2 separate regions of the Homo sapiens genome follow, and region 2 is linked to region 1. Evidence: read pairs that join two places in POLR2A ChIA-PET (ENCODE). Cell type or tissue: CD4-positive, alpha-beta T cell. All regions are shown on one strand. Links, peaks and the distances in the headings refer to the core of each region. The heading gives the core; the rest is flanking DNA.

The links. Peaks named below come from ENCODE experiments on the same cell type or tissue, not always from the same donor. Only the 100,000 strongest peaks of a DNase experiment are listed, where the experiment ranks them.
Region 2: POLR2A ChIA-PET joins it to region 1 with 5 read pairs; 2 of 35 experiments call an interaction of 5 or more read pairs at or near these places.

Annotation. Positions count from the first base shown.
Region 1 is chr1:117,620,134-117,628,237 of GRCh38, forward strand. It overlaps TENT5C (terminal nucleotidyltransferase 5C), which reads left to right. Exons shown (of 2, transcript NM_017709.4): 2 at 2,709-8,104. The coding sequence starts at 2,736. The coding sequence ends at 3,911. Among named protein-coding and RNA genes, the nearest start is that of TENT5C, 18 kb to the left of the region's middle. In CD4-positive, alpha-beta T cell, for the core only: no CTCF peak of the experiment used is centred there; no DNase peak of the experiment used is centred there.
Region 2 is chr1:117,714,800-117,722,903 of GRCh38, forward strand. No RefSeq gene overlaps it. Among named protein-coding and RNA genes, the nearest start is that of TENT5C, 110 kb to the left of the region's middle. In CD4-positive, alpha-beta T cell, for the core only: no CTCF peak of the experiment used is centred there; a DNase peak (open chromatin) is centred at 4,422.

The sequences.
Region 1 (8,104 bases), core at 2,670-6,669:
TAGTCTCAGATGTCCCTCCTCTAATGTTCAGAACCACCATTGTAGCGTAGGCATTGTCCTGACTTTAATCCTACATGACGTCTTTTTGAACAACTCCTTTAAAAAAGACTTGAGTCAGAATACATTCCTACAGTTATTCTCCTCTGTAACATTATTGAGGTTCTTGCTGGAGATTTTAAAAAAATTGTTGCTTGTATCTCAAGTACTGCTTGCATTACAGCCTCTGGTTTCCGTGTGACTTCTCATGCCTGTGTCATAAAGATGAGCTTTGAAAGCACAACAGGTGATTCACACTAGCAAGTGAGTTGTATTTCTTCAGGTAGACCAACATACCTGAAATCTATAAAACCCATGCCACCAAACCATAGTCTAGCTCTGGTCACAGTAAAGCCAGCCCCGTAACTTTCTGTAATTATTAGAACTTAATTGTGTAGCTCAGGGTTCCCCACCCCCCTGACCACGGGCCAATACCAGTCCGTGGCCTGTTAGGAACTGGGCCGCACAGCAGGAGATGAGTGGCAGGTGAGCGAGCATTACCACCGGAGCTCTGCCTCCTGTCAGATCAGCAGCATATTAGATGCTCCTAGGAGTATGAACCCTAGTGTGAGCTGAGCATGTGAGGGATCTAGGTTGTGCCCTTCTTATGAGACTCTAATGCCTGATGATCTGAGGGTGAAACAGGAACAGGTTCATGCTGCAACTATCATTCCCCTCTTCCAGGTCCATGGAAAAATTGTCTTCCACAAAACTGGTTCCTGATACCAAAAAGGTTGGGGACCACTGGTGTGGCACATACAGTGGACACAAATGTACTGTGTGCTAATCATGGGAGACCACAAAGAACTGCTAAGTGTTTAAAGGGCATGGCAAAAAGAGAACTCTACTATCCCAAATCTGCCTTGAAACCAAATGCCAGTCACAGTAAACATTATTCGTCACAGATTTTGCTTGGGATCCATAACCTAGGAGTGCTTTGTAGGATGATCTAGATAGCCTAGGACTTTTTAACGCTGTTCAGAGGCACTTTTGTCTTCCCCTCCACGAGTACTCTGTAGCGAGCAATAGAGCGCTCATCCCCAGATTGGTCCTGCAGAGCCTGCTGTGATCACATACTCAGCCCGCTGCTTTCTGCCTCTCGGCCCCAACCAACAGCTCATGTTGTCTTTCTGTTGGCTTGTGTCCCCTCTCCATAAGTGAACTCCGTGACCTTCCTGTTCACCCCAACCAGGGACACCCTTTCTTCTACTTTTATATTACATTTTATTTCCACCACTGGAGTTGTCTACACAACACACTGCCTTGTATTGATAGCTCATATTTTCACCTTCTTCTTGATGGGAGAGCCTGAAGAGCTCATCTCCATGTACCCAGCAATGCCCTGACAACCAAGTAACAACCATAGGAGATCCCTGGCACCGGTGCAAGGCCAGAAATCCATGTTGGAACCCCAGGAGAATGCATGCCGATGTGTATTCAAACACAGCAGCTTCCAAACAATGAAACTGCAGAAGTCATTGGGATGGGTTTTATGTGGGTCTAGCAAGTCAGAAAGGCGGAGGGGGTGGGAAAACTGTTTACAGTGAAATCTGAGGACAGCGCCTTGACACTTTGTTCTGGGTTTTACATCCATCTAGCAAATATTCGACTCGTGGCTCTACAGGCACCTTGACATTTTAATATATGAGTATTTGTTTTTATATATTAGGATTTCCAGGGATCCATTGTGTTTTATTTTTTGGTAAGTATAACATAGCTGAAAATTACTTGGGAAACTTTGTGGTCCTAGCAGATGAAGTGGTGTTTTTCTCCTAGTACTCATTGCCAACTTTATTCTCCTCGGGTAGCTTTAAGGTACTATTGTTTTCCAAGTACACTTGAAGGCGCACACTGCCCGGGGGAAGTTGGCCATGTCCTGTGTTGGGCATCCTTGCTAGGAAGAGTGGTTCCACTACATAGGTGACCTAACTTTTTGTTGACTCGAAATTTTGTCATAAAAACCACTCCTTGGTTCTACCCTAGATGACAAGTACTTGTTAGGATAGACTTCTCCTATAAATGAAAGGAACATGGGAATTTTGCTAAGGGAATATACTTTATTCTAGTAGAAGGGGATGGATTCCCACTTATTGGTGAGATTGTAGCCCAAAGTTGAGAATCCATCTACTTGTGGAGTGAAGGAAGTCGTGTGTGTGTGTGTGTGTGTGTGTGTGTGTGTGTGTCTGTGTCTGTGTGTGTTGTATATTCTGTGTATGAATGTTGTAGCCTAGACGAATGTAGACATTCTCTTTTTCACTATAAGACACCTTCAGCCTAGGTGTCAACCAGGTCGAGATGTGGTTAGGGAGCCAGAAAGCTGGAGGAGTAACTAATTCTACTGCGGTCCTATATGGTTTGCTCACATTCTGTTTTCAGAACATTTGAAACACACTCCGTTTCAGCACACTCCACCCTTACCCAGAAAAAACAAAACAAAACTATGAAATAATCTAAAGTAATAGAGAATGAGTTTGTGTGTTTTTGTCCTTCTCTGCAGTGTCACTGTTTTTTACATATTTAACTCATTGAGTCCTCATGGCAACACTGAGCAGTAAGTGCTATTTATCACCATTTTACAGGAAGATGTTCAGAGATTAAACAGTGTGAGTTCCTCGAGCTGCTTTGCCATGTAGAAGTGAATCCTAACTCTGCTTCTCACCCCTCACTTTCAGTTTCCCCAGCCAGAACATCCCCTGAAGATGGCAGAGGAGAGCAGCTGTACCAGGGATTGCATGTCCTTCAGCGTGCTCAACTGGGATCAGGTTAGCCGGCTGCATGAGGTCCTCACTGAAGTTGTACCTATCCACGGACGAGGCAACTTTCCAACCTTGGAGATAACTCTGAAGGACATCGTCCAGACCGTCCGCAGTCGGCTGGAGGAGGCAGGCATCAAAGTGCACGACGTCCGGCTGAATGGCTCCGCAGCTGGCCACGTTTTGGTCAAAGACAATGGCTTGGGCTGCAAAGACCTGGACCTAATCTTCCATGTGGCTCTTCCAACAGAGGCAGAATTTCAGCTGGTTAGAGATGTGGTTCTGTGTTCCCTTCTGAACTTCCTGCCAGAGGGTGTGAACAAGCTCAAAATCAGTCCAGTCACTCTGAAGGAGGCATATGTGCAGAAGCTAGTGAAGGTTTGCACGGACACTGACCGCTGGAGCCTGATCTCCCTCTCCAACAAGAACGGGAAGAACGTGGAGCTGAAGTTTGTCGACTCCATTCGGCGTCAGTTTGAGTTCAGTGTGGACTCTTTCCAAATCATCCTGGATTCTTTGCTTTTCTTCTATGACTGTTCCAATAATCCCATCTCTGAGCACTTCCACCCCACCGTGATTGGGGAGAGCATGTACGGGGACTTTGAGGAAGCTTTTGACCATCTGCAGAACAGACTGATCGCCACCAAGAACCCAGAAGAAATCAGAGGCGGGGGACTTCTCAAGTACAGCAACCTTCTTGTGCGGGACTTCAGGCCCACAGACCAGGAAGAAATCAAAACTCTAGAGCGCTACATGTGCTCCAGGTTCTTCATCGACTTCCCGGACATCCTTGAACAGCAGAGGAAGTTGGAGACTTACCTTCAAAACCACTTCGCTGAAGAAGAGAGAAGCAAGTACGACTACCTCATGATCCTTCGCAGGGTGGTGAACGAGAGCACCGTGTGTCTCATGGGGCATGAACGCAGGCAGACTCTGAACCTCATCTCCCTCCTGGCCTTGCGTGTGCTGGCGGAACAAAACATCATCCCCAGTGCCACCAACGTCACCTGTTACTACCAGCCGGCCCCTTACGTCAGTGATGGCAACTTCAGCAACTACTACGTTGCCCATCCTCCAGTCACCTACAGCCAGCCTTACCCTACCTGGCTGCCCTGTAACTAACCTTGAGACCTGAGGGTTTCCACAGTGGGAACCCCAATAGGGCTAGGGCTCTCAGGTAGGGGAGCCTCCTTCTAGATGTAGGCATTTGGCTTTTAAAGGGGAACTCAGCTCTGATTCTGCTTTTTTTTTTTTTTTTCCTTTGTGTACCCATTGGAATGGGTCTACAGTGTATCATGAGCCAACCCTCAAAGGACCCGTATTACAGTGCCACGTTGGAAAACGCTACAGGAAGCATGACCTATCCACATCTTTCCAAGATAGACACTAACATGTCATGTCCCAAACATTAGCACGTGGGGGTTGAGCTCTGTGCAGTAATCGAGATTGGGAGAATTTGGGCAGCGCGTGAGAAGTGCTAAGCTACTTGTTTTCTCACTTGAGCCCGGGTAGGCTGTGTTGGCCCTCACTTGGGATTCTCAGCAGTTACATGAAAGTTGTGCTGATAATCTCTTCTCTTGTACCAATTTTAGTCAGGCAGAAAATGGTAAACATGAGGGTGCTCTTGTGACTTAATTTTTGTTCAAGGGACTAAATTGCTTATGTTTATTCCCTGTCAGCGGAGTGGAGAATGTCATTCATCAATAAACCAAAGCCAATAGCTGGAGAATTGAGATCTGGTTGAAAGTGGTTTATGGTTTACATGCTGTACTATCCTGAGGAATTGCGAGATATTGCTGAGGGGAAAAAAAAATGACCTTTTCTTGAAATGTAACTTGAAAACAAAATAAAATGTGGAACATAATGTTTAATTAGAATTGTGGTGGTGGTAGTGGAAGGGGATAATTGTAAATAGGAAACATGAATGTTCATTTTTTTCTTTAAAGAATTCTTATTAAATGGCTCCCTGCCTTTTTTTTCTTTTTTCCTCATCAGCTCTTTCATGGCTGAATTTTGTTTTATTCTTCCTAAGACTGAGGATTGTGCTGAGTCCAGAGTCATTGTGGTAACTGACATGAGGGTCTTCCCATGTTTTAACTGGAAACCCACTTTGGTCACATTCCAAGTATGACACAGCTGTTCTTCTGGAGTACTTTAGCTATTTTTTGTTTTTGTTCTTTTCGTTTTTTTTTTTTCCAAAAATAGTGACTTCCTTCTCCAGGTGTGTTTGACAGCAACTCAATTCAGGAATTTCGGTAGAACTGAGTGACCTGTGGAACTGCTTTAGAATCTAACCTGCTGTCTTCGTGCTCTGTGTGAAGGGGAAGCTGGGGGGTTAGCATGAAGTCTGGCCTTGTGTGCATTGGAGCTTCCAAGGCACTTTGAAATCATTCCAGTATATTTGGGAAGAATTGAGTGAATGAGAATGCTCTTCCTTATTCTGGTAGATTTGACTTGTTTATAATTCTGCACTTTAGAAGAAAAACAGTGTTAATCTGTAGTTGAAAGAAAGCTTAGTAGATGAGAGAGTTCTAGGCTACTGTGGCTTTTTCCAGTAGATTTAGATGAGATTATGTGTTTTGAAATGTTTTGTGGGATCCCTTAGAAAGCATCACTTCAGGGCAGAGACACTCAATATTGCCAGCCAGCTTGGGTTCTAAAGTGATTTAATCAAATTCATGCTCCTGATCTTTTTTTTCCCCCTTCCTTTGGCTATGAAAACCCAAAGCCCGGAGTGATTGTTTTCTCCTTGCTTTAAGCAGTGAAGTTATCCTAATGCAAAAGAGCTTAGTAGAAAATGAGTGGTTTACCTTTTTTTCTAAAAGTATATTTTCAAGTTTATTCTGGAATGTGATGTCTTGGTCCTCTTAAAAGCAGATCAGCCATGACTGAAACTCAAGGCTTAGCTGGTATCTATGTTGTGCTACATTAGGTGACTAGAAGCCACTTCTTAGTGTAATCAGCTCCTGTTTCCCTGTGAGCCTTAGTTATATTTTAATTCAGTGGCTTTGAGTCAAGGCCGGTTCTAATTGAGGGGACCCAGTGTGCTTCAGTGTTAAGAGTGGGGCAATGAAGAGTGAACCCCAATGAAGAGTGATCCCAACTTTGGAAACTATCTGGTCATTCATGACCTTAAAAAGCTGCCATGGTGGTCAAATGGCATGTGTTTGCACAAAAATGACCGATGTGTTTAACCAAAGCTTTGAAATGTGATGAAGCCACCAACATAAGCACTTGCCTAACAGAAATCAGTATTTCTTCTACTTAGAAGGCTTGGGGCCCAGGGTAATGAGGCACCAGATGAAGATAAGATCTGCATCAAGGAATTAAATTTCCAGTTTGTCCTTGGGGTTCTTTCTGCTTATGTTTTTTCCCCCCCATCTGGTAATAGTCCTCTTCTGAGAATGAAAGGAGGCACAGAAGTTGCGAGAAAGACCCAGTCCCCAGTCTTTGCCACCATTGCACCATGGTTGTCTCGGAGTCCCTTCACCTGACCTTTTTAGTCAGCTCAGATCTTTTTGTAGTTTGAGAATAGACCTATTCAAGAGCTATCAGGGTTAAAAGCTGCACTGACCAAAGCTGTACTTTTAAAACACAACCCCTGGGCTAGTGATGTCTCTACTTGCTCTATGAGCCTTTTGCCAGCCTCAGAATAGGCGAGGTAACCTTGAATTTCAGGGCCCTGGAAACTCTAGCTGAAACCTGCCTTTCCTAATGCTCACACAAGCACCAGGTACCCTGAGCTTATACTGAGTCCAGTGGTTCCTATTTTATGTGTGTGTGTATGTGTGTGTGTTGAGTAACATGAAACTTGGCAGTAGCAGAGAGCACTGAAGTTCACATGCAAGTTCTAATCTAAAGTTAAGCAGTCTCTTATTTGTTTCGGGACTCTGATTTGACTCTTTTTCTGATGCTTTCGGCATGTCTGCAGCCTGTTCTCCTAGCCTGCTGCTTGGAGTCAGGTTGAGCATCAGTGAGATGAAGACAGTACCTTTTCCTCTCACATTGGCAGAATAGCACGCACTAGATGCCTGACCTTGAGCTCTAGTCTCCCCTTTAAATCTTACCTTGGCAGTAACACATTATTCCTCATTCAATAATTTCAATGCTGAAACTGAACTCTATTACTAATGCCTTCCAATCAGAGTTCCTGATGGGGATGCCTGTGGGATGGCCCACACCTGGGGGACCTGGCAGATGGGGTGAGTTGGGTAAGGAAGATGATGCTTAGTTCCTGATAGATGCTACAGATGTAGTTTGGCATTTCAGTTTTTGTCCAGTTTGATTTTCACTGGGGTTTGAGTCACAGCAAGCTGTGTATGAACTTGTGTTTTGTGGTGACACATTAATAATCAAATTGCTAAAACCCTGAATCTGCTTATTCTTCAGCTTCACCTCTGCACTAACCCCTTACCCTTATGGTACGTCAGGATTTTAACTAGTACTGCTTTGTTGACTTTGGGAAATGGTGCCACTCAAAAGCAACTTCCTAACTTGAGGAATAACTCCTTTGTAGTTTACTTTCTGGTACTGGTTGGTGCCTTGTATTGGGATACAGCTATATTCTTAGCTCAAATGTCCTCTTTTTGAGAGCAAAGTAGTTATCCAATGGTGAGACGAGACCCTGACGCTCATAGAGGCCATTCCTTCCTGGGTGTCGGACCAGGGCTCTGTGTCAGGGAAAACCTTCTGGGTGGACTTTGTAAGAATCCAGTTTCCAAGGTTAGATTCACATCCTTAATCTTGCAGAGACTAGAATTTCACAGCTCGCTTTGGAACATATTCCAATTCAACCAGTTAAAATCAGAGGACCAAGTCGTGGGGGAGGGGGGCGGTGTTGAGGAGAGGTATTTTTAAAGATCTGGCAACTTTTCAGGATTATTTGTGGAGAACTCTAAGGTTAAGATCAGGAAATAAAAGACTGTGTGTGTGTGTGTGTGTGCGTGTGTGTGTTCAAGTGCCTAAATCTTGTTTACCTATCACTTTAAAAAAATAATTGAAGTGTAAGCTAAATAAAATGCTTGGAGTTTTGCCTGGGCTAGTGAGAGTTGGTGCAAATTCTTGTGTGTGTTTGCATAGGAAGGTGAGATGACCATCTACTAAAGAGGAAGTAGCTAAATACAGATCTGTGGGTGTTTTTAAAAAAACTCAACCTATCTGGTGTTTTATTTTAATGGATAAAAATGTAATTTTTCTAAGGTAGCAACTTATTTCCAAATTAATATAGATGAAAAATAGATACCAATTAGACTAAATTGAAAGCTTTTTGTTCTATATTTGCATAGCCTTTGAAATATTTCTTAGTGCCTAGGAGG
Region 2 (8,104 bases), core at 2,215-6,214, 94 kb after region 1:
TTTATCAGGATACAAGACAGATCAAAAACAAATGAGCTAAGCCACCAACTCAAAAATTTAGAAAAGAAGCAATAGAGAAAAACTCAGAAATAAGACAATAGGAAATAATAAAAACCAAGACAGAAGTCAGTGAAATAGAGAGTTACAATTATAATAACCAAGAAGAAGATTAATAAAACTAAAACCTGGTTCTTTCAAAAGATTAATAAGATAGGTCACTGTCAAGACAGTTCAAGAAATAAAGACAATACACAAATACAATACAGAAAAGTAAATAAAGATATAACAGAAAATTCAAAGTGCATTATGAAGACATAGAATGGATGAAAAATGGCAGAGAGGAGGCAGCACTAACCTGTAGCTCCCACTTGGATGAACAGAGTAGTGTGTGGAGACTCACATCATAAACTTTTGCTCCAAGAACTACTGCAGGAATATACCAGGGAAGCAGAGAGAGTCCACAGACCCTTTGAAGAGAGTGGATTGCTGCTACAGGCCTCTGGAGACAGCCAAAAAACTGTGAATGCCCAAAGTGTGAAAGGGGGATCATACACCTCCAAACACACCCTCACTGGGGAAGCTGAATGTCCAGATCACAGAATGATTTGACCTTACCTGGAGCTGAGACAAATTTAGAGAGCTGAGCAAAATACTGGGGCAAAAGAAGCAGTAGGAAGAGCCCTGTGGGAAATCTTGGTCCCCATGGCAGCCATTTCTGACTTTGTCTCACAAGGGTCCTTCAGGAGGGCTGCCAGAGGAACAGGGAAAAGACCACAGGGAGAAGGAAACTTCTAGCTGAGCTTTGTAACAATTTTGACTAAGCATGAAGTTTCCTGGCCAGAACCTGGGGGAGGGGGCAAATTGGGAGTTCAGGCACAGTACAGAAGTTGTGGCAAGTAGGGAGCCAAAAAACCTGACAGCCCTGCTTGCTTTCTCAGCTGGGAGGTGGGTAGCCTGGGGCAAGTTTGCAGCCATACTCACTTAATGCCTGGAAATAAACTCGGTGTTGTTTTTGGGGCGGAGACAGTGGAAGTGAGACCAGCCTTTTGGGCTGCATGGGAGCTGGGTGAGTGCTGTAACTGCTGGCTTCCCCTCACTTCCCTGGTGACCTGCATGATGCAGCAGAGGCTCCCATAATCCACCTGGGAACATAACTCCATTGGCCTGAGAACCACACCCCATTCCCCAGAGCAGCCTCGGTAAGCCTCACCCAAGGAGAGTCTGAGCTCAGACACACCTAACCCTGAACCCATGATATGGTTTGGCTGTGTCCCCACGCAAATCTCATCTTGAATTCCCACGTGCTGTGGAGGGACCCAGTGAAAGGTAATTGAATCATGGGGCTGTTCTCGTGATAGTGAATAAGTCTCATGAGATCTGACGGTTTTATAAGGGGGAGGTTCCCTGCACAAGCTCTCTCTTTGCCTGCTGCCATCCATGTAAGATGTGACTTGCTCCTCCTTGCCTTCCACCATGATTGTGAGGCTTCCCCAGCCATGTGTCCCCAGCCATGTGGAACTGTGAGTTCTCCACTAAACCTCTTTCCTTTGTAAATTGTCCAGTGTCAGGTATGTCTTTATCAGCAGCATGAAAATGGACTAATACAGTAAATTGGTACCAGTAGAGTGGGGTGCTGCTGAAAAGATACCTGAAAATGTGGAGGCAACTTTGAAACTGGGTAACAGGCAGAGGTTGGAACAGTTTGGAGGGCTCAGAAGAAGACAGGAAAATGTGGGAAATTTTGGAACTTCCTATAGACTTGTTGAATGGCTTCGACCAAAATGCTGATAGCGATATGGACAATGAAATACAGGTTGAGGTGGTCTCAGATGGAGATGAGGAACTGCTTGGGAACAGAAGTAAAGGTGACTCTTGCTATGTTTTAGCAAAGAGACTGGTGGCATTTTGCCCCTGCCCTAGAGATTTGTGGAACTTTGAACTTGAGAGAGATGACTTAGGGTATCTGGTGGAAGAAATTTCTAAGCAGCAAAGCATTCAAGAGGTGACTTTGGTGCTGTTAAAGGCATTCCATTTTAAAAGAGAAAGAGAGCAAAGAGTTTGGAAAATTTGCAGCCTGACAATGCGATACAAGAGAAAATCCCATTTTCTGAGAAAAAATTCAAGCCGGCTGTAGAAATTTGCATAAGTAATGAAGAGATGAGCGTTAATCCTCAAGACAATGGGGAAAATGCCTCTGGGCATATCACAGATCTTCACAGCAGCCCCTCCTATCACAGGCCCAGAGACCTAGGAGGAAAAAGTGGTTTTGTGGGCCAGGCCCAGGGTTCTCATGCTGTGTGCAGTGTAGGGACTTGGTGCCCTGCATTACAGCTGATCCAGCCCTGGCTGAAAGGGACCAAAGTAGAGCTCAGGCCATGGCTTCAGAGGGTGCAAGCCTCAAGGCTTGGCAGCTTCCATGTGGTTTTGAGCTTGCCAGGGCACAGAAGTCAAGAATTGGAGTTTGGAAACCTCTATCTAGATTTCAGAGGGTATATGGAAACACCTGGATGCCCAGACAGAAGTTTGCTGCAGGGGCAGGGCCCTCATGGAGAACCTCTGCTAGGGCAGTGTGGAAGGGAAATGTGGGGTTGGAGCCACCACACAGAGTCCCTAGTGGGGCACCACCTAATAGAGCTGTGAGAAGAGGGCCACTGTCCTCCAGACCCCAGAATGGTAGATCCACTGACAGCTTGCACCATGCACCTGGAAAAGCCACAGACCCTCAACACCAGGCCATGAAAGCAGCTAGAAGGGAGGCTGTACACTGCAAAGCCACAGGGGTGGAGCTGCCCAAACCATGGGAACTCACCTTTTGCATCAGTGTGACCTGGATGTGAGACATGGAGTCAAAGGAGATCATTTTGGAGCTTTAAGATTTGACCACCCTGCTGGATTTTGAACTTGCATGGGACCTTAGCCCCTTAGTTTTGTCCAATTTCTCCCATTAAAATGTCTGCATTTACCCAGTGCCTGTACCCCCATTGTATCTAGGAAGTAACTAACTTGCTTTTGATTTTACAGGCTCATAGGCAGAAGAGACTTGCATTGTCTCAGAAATGACTTTGAACTGTGGACTTTTGAGTTAATGCTGAAATGAGTTAAGACTTTGGGGGACTGTTGGGAAGGCATGATTGGTTTTGAAATGTGAGGACATGAGATTTGGGAGGGGCCAGGGGTAGAATTATATGGTTTGGCTGTGTCCCCACCCAAATCTCATCTTGAATTCCCATGTGTTGTGGGAGGGACCTAGTGAAAGGTAATTGAATCATGGGGCCAGGTCTTTCCTGTGCTGTTCTCATATTAGTGAATAAGTCTCATGATATCTGATGGTTTTATAAGGGAGAGTTTCCCTGAACAAGCTCTCTCTTTGCCTGCTGCCATACATGTAAGATGTGACTTGCTCCTCCATGCCTTCTGCCATGATTGTGAGGCTTCCCCAGCCACAATGAACTGTGAGTTCTCCACTAAACCTCTTTCCTCTGTAAATTGCCCAGAGTCAGGTATGTCTTTCTTAGCAGCATGAAAACAGACTAACACACCCCACCTGATGGTCTTTCTCTATTTGCTCTGTTAGCCAAAGACAAAGGAGATAATCTCTTGGGAGCTCTATGGCCCCACCCACTGATTCTCCCTATACTACCACAACTGATGCAGTCTTTTTTAAATATTATTATTATACTTTAAGTTCTAGGGTACATGTGCACAATGTGCAGTTTTGTCACATATGTATACATGTGCTATATTGGTGTGCTGCACCCATTAACTCATCATTTACATTAGGTATATCTCCTAAGGCTGTCCCTCCCACCCTCCCACCCCACTACAGGCCCCAGTGTGTGATGTTCCCCTTCTTGTGTTCCAGTGTTCTCATTGTTCAATTCCCACCTATGAGTGAGAACATGTGGTGTTTGGTTTTTTGTCCTTGTGATAGTTTGCTGAGAATGATGGTTTCCAGCTTCCTCCATGTCCCTAAAAAGACATGAACTCATCCTTTTTTATGGCTGCATAGTATTCCATGGTGTATATGTGCCACATTTTCTTAATCCAGTCTATCATTGACGGACATTTGGATTGGTTCCAAGTCTTTGTTATTGTGAGTAGTGCCACAATAAACATACGTGTGATGCACTCTTTAAAGTGCCACTTCCTGGCTGGAGGCCAACCAACACAAAACTAACTCAATAAATGAAACTACAACCAAGGACCCTCACAGAGTCCACTTCACTCCACTGCCACTTCCACCAGAGCAGGTGCTGGTATCCACAACTGAGAGACCTGAAGACAGTTCACATCACAGGACTCTTTGAAGACACCCCTAGCACCAACCTGGAGCCCAGTAGCTCCTCTGGGTGGCTACATCCAGAAGAGAAATAACAATCACTGCAGTTTGGCTCTCAGGAAGCCACTTCCCTAGGGGAAGGAAGAGAGCACCACATCAAAGGGGCACCTGGTGAGACAAAAGAATCTGAACAGCAGTCCTTGAGCCCCAGACTTTCCTCTGACATAGTCTGCCCAAATGAGAAGGAACCAGAAAAAACAACCCTGGTAATATGACAAAACAATGATCTTTAACACCCGCAAAAGATTACACTAGCTAACAAGCAATGGATCCAAACCAAGAAGAATTATCTGAATTGCTGGGAAAAGAATTCAGAAGGTTGATTATTAAGTTAATCGAGGAGGCACCAGAGAAAGGTGAAGTCTAACTTAATGAAATTTAAAAAATGATACAAGATATGTAGGAAAAAATCTTCAGTGAAATAGGCAGTGTAAATAAAAAACAATCACAACTTCTGGAAAGGAAGGACACACTTAGAGGAATGCAAAATACACTGGAAAGTCTCAGCAATAGAATTGAACAAGTAGAAGAAAGAACTTCAGAGCTCAAAGACAAGGCTTTTGAATTAACTCAATCCAATGCAGAGAAAAAAAGAATTTTAAAAAATAAAGCCTCCAGGAAGTTTGAGATTATGTTAAATGACCAAGCCTAAAAATAATTGATGTTCTCAAGGAATAAATCTAAAAGCTTGGAAAACACATTTGAGGGAATAATTCAGGAAAAATGCCCCAGCCTTGCTAGAAATCTAGACATCCAAATACAAGAACCTCAAAAATACCTGGAAAATTTATTTCAAAAAGATCATCACCTAGGCACATAGTCATCAGGTTATCTACAGTCAAGATGGAGGAAAGACTCTTAAGAGCTGTGAGGCAAAAGCATCAGGTAACCTATAAAGGAAAACCTGTCAGATTAACAGTAGATATCTCAGCAGAAGCCCTACAAGTTGAAAGGGATTGGGGCCCTATATTTAGCCTCCTTAAACAAAATAGTTATCACCCAAGAATTTTGTATCCAGTAAAACTAAGCTTCGTAAATGAAGGAAAGATATAGTTTTCTTCAGACAAACATGTGCTGACAGAATTCACCACTACCAAGTCAGTACTACAAGAACTGCTAAAAGGAGCTCTAAATTTTGAAACAAATCCTGAAAATACATCAAAACAGAATCTCTTTAAAGCATAAATCTCACAGAACTTATAAAACAAAAATACAATGTAAAAAAATCAATGTATACAGGTCATACATAGCACGATGAATGGAATGGTACCTTACATCTCAATACTAATGTTGAATGTAAATGGCCTAAATGCTCCACTTAAAATATATGGAATTGCAGAATGGAGAAGAATTTCACTGACCAACTATCTGCTGCCTTCAAGAGACTCGCCTAACACGTATGGACTCACATAAACTTAAGGTAAAGGGGTGGAAAAAGACATTCCATGCAAATGGACATCAAAAGTGAGCAGAAGTAGCTATTCTTATATACAGACTAAACAAACTTTAAAGCAACAGCAGTTAAAAAAGACAAAGAGGGTGGAGCCAAGATGGCAGAATAGGAACAGCTCCGGTCTACAGCTCCCAGCGTGAGCGACACAGAAGACAGGTGATTTCTGCATTTCCATCTGAGGTACCGGGTTCATCTCACTAGGGAGTGCCAGACAGTGGGTGCAGGACAGTGGGTGCAGCGCACCATGCATGAGCCGAAGCAGGGCGAGGCATTGCCTTACTCGGGAAGCACAAGGGGTCAGGGAGTTCACTTTCCTAGTCAAAGAAAGGGGTGACAGACAGCACCTGGAAAATTGGGTCACTCCCACCCTAATAGAGTGCTTTTACAACGGGCTTAAAAAAACAGCACACCAGGAGATTATATCCCGCACCTGGCTCAGAGGGTCCTACCCATGGAGTCTTGCTGATTGCTAGCACAGCAGTCTGAGTTCAAACTGTGAGGCGGCAGTGAGACTGGGTGAGGGGCGCCTGCCATTGCCCAGGCTTGAGGTAAACAAAGCAGCTGGGAAGCTCGAAGTGGGTGGAGCCCACCACAGCTCAAGAAGGCCTGCCTGCCTCTGTAGGCCCCACCTCTGGGGGCAGGGCACAGACAAAAAGACAGCAGTAACCTCTGCAGACTTAAATGTCCCTGTCTGACAGCTTTGAAGAGTAGTGGTTTTCCCAGCATGCAGCTGGAGATCTGAGAATGGGCAGACTGCCCCCTCAAGTGGGTCCTTGACCCCTGAGCAGCATAACTGGGAGGCACCCCCCAGTAGGGGTAGACAGACACCTCACATGGCCGGGTACCCCTCTGAGACAAAACTTCCAGAGGAACGATTAGGCAGCAGCATTTGTGGTTCACCAAGATCCGCTGTTCTACAGCCACCGCTGTTCTGCAGTCACCGCTGCTGATACCCAGGCAAACAGAGTCTGGAGTGGACCTCTAGCAAACTCCAAAAGACCTGCAGCTGAGGGTCCTGTCTGTTCGAAGGAAAACTAATAAACAGAAAGGACATCCACACCAAAAACCCTTCTGTACGTCACCATCATCAGAGACCAAAAGTAGATAAAACCACAAAGATTGGGAAAAAACAGAGCAGAAAAACTGGAAACTCTAAAAAGCAGAGCACGTCTCCTCCTCCAAAGGAACGCAGCTCCTCACCAGCAATGGAACAAAGCTGGATGGAGAAGGACTTTGATGAGCTGAAAAAGAAGGCTTCAGACAATCAAAGTACTCCAAGCTACAGGAGGAAATTCAAACCAATGGCAAAGAAGTTAAAAACTGTGAAAAAAAATTAGACGAATGGATAACTAGAATAACCAAAGCAGAGAAGTCCTTAAAGGAGCTGATGGAGCTGAAAGCCAAGGCTCGAGAACTACGTGAAGAATGCAGAAGCCTCAGGAGCCGATTCAATCAACTGGAAGAAAGGGTATCAGTGATGGAAGATGAAATGAATGAAATGAAACGAGACGGGAAGTTTAGAGAAAAAGGAATAAAAAGAAATGAACAAAGCCCCAAGAAATATGGGACTATGTGAAAAGACCAAATCTACGTCTGATTGGTGTACCTGAAAGTGACAGGGAGAATGGAACCAAGTTGGAAAACATTCTGCAGGCTATTAACCAGGAGCACTTCCCCAATCTAGCAAGGCAGGCCAACATTCAGACTCAGGAAATACAGAGAATGCCACAAAGATACTCCTTGAGAAGAGCAGCTCCAAGACGCATAATTGTCAGATTCACCAAAGTTGAAATGAAGGAAAAAACGTTAAGGGCAGCCAGAGAGAAAGGTTGGGTTACCCACAAAGGCAAGCCCATCAAACTAACAGTGGATCTCTCAGCAGAAACTCTACAAGCCAGAAGAGAGTGGGGGCCAATATTCAACATTCTTAAAGAAAAGAATTTTCCACCCAGAATTTCATATCCAGCCAAACTAAGCTTCACAAGTGAAGGAGAAGTAAAATACTTTACAGACAAGCAAATGCTGAGAGATTTTGTCACCACCAGGCCTGCCCTAAAAGAGCTCCTGAAGGAAGCACTAAACATGGAAAGGAACAACCGGTACCAGCCACTGCAAAAACATGCCAAAATGTAAAGACCATCAAGGCTAGGAAGAAACTGCATCAACTAACGAGCAAAATAACCAGCTAACATCATAATGACAAGACCAAATACACACATAACAATATTAACTTTAAATGTAAATGGGCTAAATGCTCCAATTAAAAGACACAGACTGGCAAATTGGATAAAGAGTCAAGACCCATCAGTGTG